Linked DNA regions of Homo sapiens: region 1 is linked to region 2. Evidence: chromatin contacts called from ENCODE POLR2A ChIA-PET data. All regions are on one chromosome and are shown on one strand. The core of a region is the stretch at or near the end of the contact, and the rest is flanking DNA. Distances in the headings are between cores, read along the strand shown.

Region 1 (2,821 bases), core at 262-2,761, 3.2 Mb after region 2:
TTTGCTCCACTGCACCAGAGCTGGGGCGGGGACCTGCTTTTCCAGGAGTAACATCCTCACTTCTGTGAGTGACACTTGAGGTGTGTGCGTGTGTGTGCACATGCGTGTGTATGTGTGTGTGCACGTATGTAAGCCCCTGGTCTTTTTGGCTTGCCCTTCATGGCTTGGAACTTTCACTCTATAAGCAAACTGGGTCAGGAATCATTAGGGCACAGTTATTCTCAGTATGCTGAGCTTAGAGTGGAGTTTCTTCCAACAAGTGACAATGGGCCGAGGGGAAGAGAGTCTGAGCCCTCTTGGCCACACCTGCTTGGAATAGAGCTTCTGCAACATGGGGCTGGGGTAAGAATAAGAAATCCCAGCAGTTTCCCTTTCCAGACCGAAACCATAGCCCAAGATCAGGAGCTATGGGGAGAGGGAGTCGCTTATCTTGGCCACATCTGCCCAGAGTGCACAGCAGTGAAGTTTCTGGAGCTGAGGCCGTAACAGAGCGAGTCATGGCTTAAATGCAGCAGACTCTGTTCTTACTGGGATTGAGTAGATTTTCTTGAATAAATGTTTTTCCATTTGCTGTATTCCCTGAGGACAATTTCCAGAGACATTTTATTTATTTTATTTTAGACAGGGTCTCACTCTGTCACTGAGGCCAGAGGGCAGAGGTACACTCATAGCTCACTGCAGCCTCAGCCTCCCCAGTTCAAACCATCTTCCTGCCTCAGGCACATGCCACCATGCCCAGCTTATTATTTTTATTTTTATAAAGACAGGGTTTCACTATGTTACCCAGGCTATTCTCAAACTGCTGGGCTCAAGTGATCCTTCCACCTCAGCCTCCCAAAGTGTTGGGACTACAGATGTGATCCACTGCACCCAGCCTTCTAAAGACTTTAAATGATTATTTTTTATCATATTTACCAGTTAACCTACATTGTCAGAGAGAAGGTCAAGTTGAGGTTCTTACCGTGCCATTCCAGAAGTCCACTCTCTCTGTGCTATTTTTGCAAGTTTCTGTGAATACATAATTATTTCAAAAATGTTTTGAAAAAACAGCAATAATTGGTTGGTTCTAGCCTTAAGAAACCTGTAGGATTCAGTCTTTACGTTCATAAAGTGAAAAAGAAATGAGAGTGTTTCATCTTCAGTAATTTGCAAGCGTCATAGAAAACAGAATGTGAACGTTCACAAGAAGCTATGTTTTGTGCTAACAGAAGGGCCTACAGCAGGAAAGGACGTTCTGCTCAGTCTAGTGGAGCACCTAAGGAGTTTGCACCCTTTTCTGTGTTAGGGTGTAAGTGTGTGTACACTCTTCACTGGATATGTCTTCCTCTCCTGCAGATTCGCTCAATTGTGTGGAATGCAGATGATAGCAAACTGATTTCTGGTGGCACAGATGGTGCTGTGTATGAATGGAATCTGTCCACAGGAAAGAGAGAGACAGAATGCGTGCTCAAGTCTTGCAGCTACAACTGTGTTACTGTCTCCCCCGATGCCAAAATTATCTTTGCTGTTGGATCAGACCACACCCTCAAGGAGATTGCAGATTCCTTGGTGAGTCTGCCCCTGCCCCGCCTCTGGGCTGGTGCACGGATCTGCAGGGACAGCTTCCCGTGCTTACAGCACAAAGTATGCACGGAATGAGGGCCTCTGCATACAGGGCCCCTTCTTCCCAAGATAACATCAGGCTCCTCATTCCTTTTAGATTAGCTCAGTTATCGTCACTTCCTGAATTTCCTGCCTAGTTTCCTTCCTGACTGGGTGAAATTGTAAATTGCGGGGCTCTTTTTCATTTCCCTTTTACTTGCTGTCTGTAACTTCTCTCCCACCTTCCAGGCATGGAGGTCATGTCATCTCTAAACTGTACTCTTACCCTTGGTCTGCACTTACATTCCTGGGGTAAAAACCTAACTACGGTATGCACTGAGTAACACCAATGATGGACCACATGGACTGTAAGATTGTAATGCCATAAGATTATAATGCCAAATGTTCACTGTACCTTTTCTGTTTAGATACACAGATATTTTCCATTGCGTCACAGTTGCCTACAGTATTCAGCATAGTCACATGCTGTTCAGGTTTGTAGCCTCGGAGCAGTAGGCTCTACCACATAGCCTAGGTGTATAGTAGGCTGTCGCAGCTAGGTTTGTGTAAATACACTCCGTGATGTTTGCGTGACAAAATAGCCTAACCATGTATCCCATATCAAGCGATGCATGACTGTGCAGTGAGCTGCTCTCACCTAGGCTTGCCACTGTATTCTTTTGAAATCCCCAAACTCTGAAACCGTACAGTTACATTGGGCTCCAAATAGTGAAGGGAAAAGAGAGGAGCTCAGCAAGGATGCATCATACAAACATGGGCTGTGCGCTCCTCCAGCTGGTTCCTCCCACTTTTCCTGTGACTGGTGCCTGGGAAAGTGCGTAGATACCACGGCAGCAAGCTAGCCCAAGGCAGATCTCCCGTGGCTGGAACACAGCTGACAGTATGGTGACTCTCCTGTGTACCCCCGAGTAGCCTGGTCCTAATTCAATGGCAGCTATCAGTGCTGTGCCAGAATAAAGCCCCTTTAGGGCAGGGCCATCTTTTGCTCCTCTTGGCAGCCCTACTAGCTGGCACATTGTGTGGTGCACAGCATTCAATAAATGTGTGTGTAGGCATGAAAAAATGCTCATCATCACTGGCCATCAGAGAAATGCAAATCAAAACCACAGTGAGGTACCATCTCACACCAGTTAGAATGGCAATCATTAAAAAGTCAGGAAACAACAGGTGCTGGAGAGGATGTGGAGAAATAGGAATAATTTTACACTGTTGGTGGGAC
Region 2 (3,018 bases), core at 343-2,842:
TCTCCCACAGGCCATTCTGTGGGTCCAGGTTAGGAGTGGGGGAGGTCTGTCCTGTACAGTTGTACAGGTAGTGAGCTTTGCAAGAACACCTAGTCAGAGTGAAAAATGGGGGCTGTAATCTGGCCTGGGCTCCACTTGCCACGCTGAGCACCTCCAGGCAGGGTTACTTCCTCTTAGAGCAAGAGGCCTTTTCTTATTCATGTGAAGGTCCCATATCCTCACTGAGCTGTGTACCCATGGTACTGCAAGCTTCCAGAGGGCCACCTCTTCTCATTAACACAGAGGCCCGTTAGGTGGGTCAGTCCTCATGGCTGTCACTACTCTGCGCAGGTCCATGCTGCCTGATGTCATTGACGACTTCCATCTGAAGCAGCCCCACTTCCATGGAACCGAGCCCATCTTCTTCTCCTTCTATGTCTTCTTCACCAAGTTTGCCTCTGGAGTGTCACTGGGCATTTCTACCCTCAGTCTGGAGTGAGTGGGGTGGGGACCTGGGGCAGGACTGGGCAGGGCCAGGCCCCAGGTGCCCCATCTTCACCGTTCTCCTACCCCCTGGGTCCCATAGCTTTGCAGGGTACCAGACCCGTGGCTGCTCGCAGCCGGAACGTGTCAAGTTTACACTGAACATGCTCGTGACCATGGCTCCCATAGTTCTCATCCTGCTGGGCCTGCTGCTCTTCAAAATGTACCCCATTGATGAGGAGAGGCGGCGGCAGAATAAGAAGGCCCTGCAGGCACTGAGGTGAGTGGGGAGGGGACAGGATGCTGGAGGAGGGGACGTCACTGTGTCTAAACCCTCAATTTGTGTCTCCTGTGGCCAAGTCCAGACTCACCCCCCACACATCTTCTCTGGACAGCTGTAACACTTAAGTACGCACCAGGCACTGTGTTAAGTGGTCTTACCTTTATTCAACAAATACATACTGGCTGCCTACTATGTGCTAGGCATTGACTGCTCTAGTGAACAAGACAAAAATCTCTGTCCTTAAGGAGCCTGTTATAGGACGTGTGTATCCATCACCTCCCATACCCCTCCAACAACCCTAAGTATCAGGTTCTTAGGGTTCCCCCTCTGCAGGTGAAGAAGTTGAGGTTTCAGCAGGAAGAGTACCTGGCCCAGCTGAAAGGGGCGGAGCTGGGGTTTGAGCCTCAGCATTCCGGCTCCAGAGACTGCACTCTTCATCAGCCTCCTGGCATATAGGACCTCGAGTGTGGCCTGACCCTGCATCTGGGGAAACCAGTGGGCAGGCTGGAGTGAGTCATGCCAGCCCGTCAGCCAGCCCAGGCGAGAGTGTAGATCTAGGGTTTGCAGTACCCTGTGTGCAGCAAGGACAGTAAACAGACCAACCAACAGTTGAAAGTGGGAGTGAGCAAACTCTGTGTCCCGCGGTTCACTTTAGTCCGACAGCAGGGCCAAGATCACGTGAGGAAGGAGGCAGGTGGGGCTGAGGAGGGGTAAGGATGGATGCTTCCTCCAACCCATCTCCTCTCTCTCTTGCAGGGACGAGGCCAGCAGCTCTGGCTGCTCAGAAACAGACTCCACAGAGCTGGCTAGCATCCTCTAGGGCCCGCCACGTTGCCCGAAGCCACCATGCAGAAGGCCACAGAAGGGATCAGGACCTGTCTGCCGGCTTGCTGAGCAGCTGGACTGCAGGTGCTAGGAAGGGAACTGAAGACTCAAGGAGGTGGCCCAGGACACTTGCTGTGCTCACTGTGGGGCCGGCTGCTCTGTGGCCTCCTGCCTCCCCTCTGCCTGCCTGTGGGGCCAAGCCCTGGGGCTGCCACTGTGAATATGCCAAGGACTGATCGGGCCTAGCCCGGAACACTAATGTAGAAACCTTTTTTTTTACAGAGCCTAATTAATAACTTAATGACTGTGTACATAGCAATGTGTGTGTATGTATATGTCTGTGAGCTATTAATGTTATTAATTTTCATAAAAGCTGGAAAGCAGCTGCCTGTTTCTGTCTGTGTCCTCAGCCACTCACTGAGCCCTTCTGCCTTAAGACTCCGTTAGAGAACACACTGAGCCCCAGGTGCTACTGGGTGGGGGCGAACATGTCTGGAGTTGTGGCTGGAGTGCAGTGGCGCAATCTCGGCTCAGGCAATCCTTCCTTCTGCTTCACCCTCTCGAGTAGCTGGGACTACAGGCATGCACCACCACGCCTGGCTGATTTTTAAATTTTTTTGTAGAGATGGAGGTTTCACTATGTTGCCCAGGCCAATCCTTCTCACTGGACTCAAGCAATCCTCCTGCATTAGCCTCCCAAAGTAGTGGGATTACAGGTGTGAACCACTACACCTGGCCTCTTGCTAAGTCAAGACTGTTCTTATTTGAAAGATAAGAACACCCTAGTGTAGAGAGGGATTTAGCTAAAGTCACGCAGCCTTTAGTGACCTAACTGGAATTTTATCCCAACTCTGTAAGACTCCAATACCGTAATCGCCACTGTCTACTTCCTTGTGTCTGAGAATGACCAGGGGACCGGCAGACAGATGCTTGCTCTGGGTGTGCCTGTACACTGTGCTTCCTGCCTGGTGCATGCCTGAGCCTGCAGGGCTGGTGGGGCTGGAGGCCTGTGGGGTCCCTGGAGACTGGTGGTTCTTTCTCCACAACTGTTACTGATGGTATTGAAAGGTGAGAATGTACCTGCTGGATGTGTGTATCAGATGAGGGAGGATTTTACCACAGACGCACTGGTGACAAAAAAAAACCAAACACCTCCGGTAGGGAACAGGGTGGTGGGGAAGGCCTAGTTGGGAGCACTTGGCTAACTTCCATGGTATGAATAACTCCCACCATAGCCAATTTCAAGTTATCCATGGTTGTTCATTTGAACATTTCCTAAACATTTAGTAGTTGGCTTTTACAAGCTGGTAGGAGCTTGCCTAACACACCACTGGGTCTCACACTTAGGCCAAGCCCCCAAAATCACAAGAAGGCAAAGCTGGCAGGATCAGGAGCTACTAGTCAAATCTCCTGATTTTATAAATAGATAAATGAGGCCCAGACAAGAG

The links. ChIA-PET counts read pairs that join two places held with the same protein, here RNA polymerase II (POLR2A).
Region 1: POLR2A ChIA-PET joins it to region 2 with 10 read pairs in PC-9. The contact joins two enhancer-like sites. POLR2A ChIA-PET finds 5 or more read pairs at or near these places in 2 of 52 experiments (HEK293 and PC-9).

What each region holds. Positions count from the first base shown.
Region 1 is chr1:43,205,385-43,208,205 of GRCh38, forward strand. It overlaps CFAP57 (cilia and flagella associated protein 57), which reads left to right. Exons shown (of 23, transcript NM_001378189.1): 10 at 1,336-1,548. It overlaps LOC105378685 (a long non-coding RNA gene), which reads right to left. Exons shown (of 5, transcript XR_007066041.1): 4 at 962-1,008. Among named protein-coding and RNA genes, the nearest start is that of CFAP57, 34 kb to the left of the region's middle. RefSeq lists an enhancer at 809-2,008. Within about 2 kb of position 1,512, at least 14 of the 41 ENCODE cell types and tissues checked have a DNase peak (open chromatin) inside an H3K27ac peak, as active enhancers do.
Region 2 is chr1:39,968,004-39,971,021 of GRCh38, forward strand. MFSD2A (MFSD2 lysolipid transporter A, lysophospholipid) reads left to right here. Exons shown (of 14, transcript NM_032793.5): 12 at 331-474; 13 at 566-742; 14 at 1,502-1,953. The coding sequence ends at 1,565. Among named protein-coding and RNA genes, the nearest start is that of MFSD2A, 14 kb to the left of the region's middle. Within about 2 kb of position 1,593, at least 2 of the 41 ENCODE cell types and tissues checked have a DNase peak (open chromatin) inside an H3K27ac peak, as active enhancers do.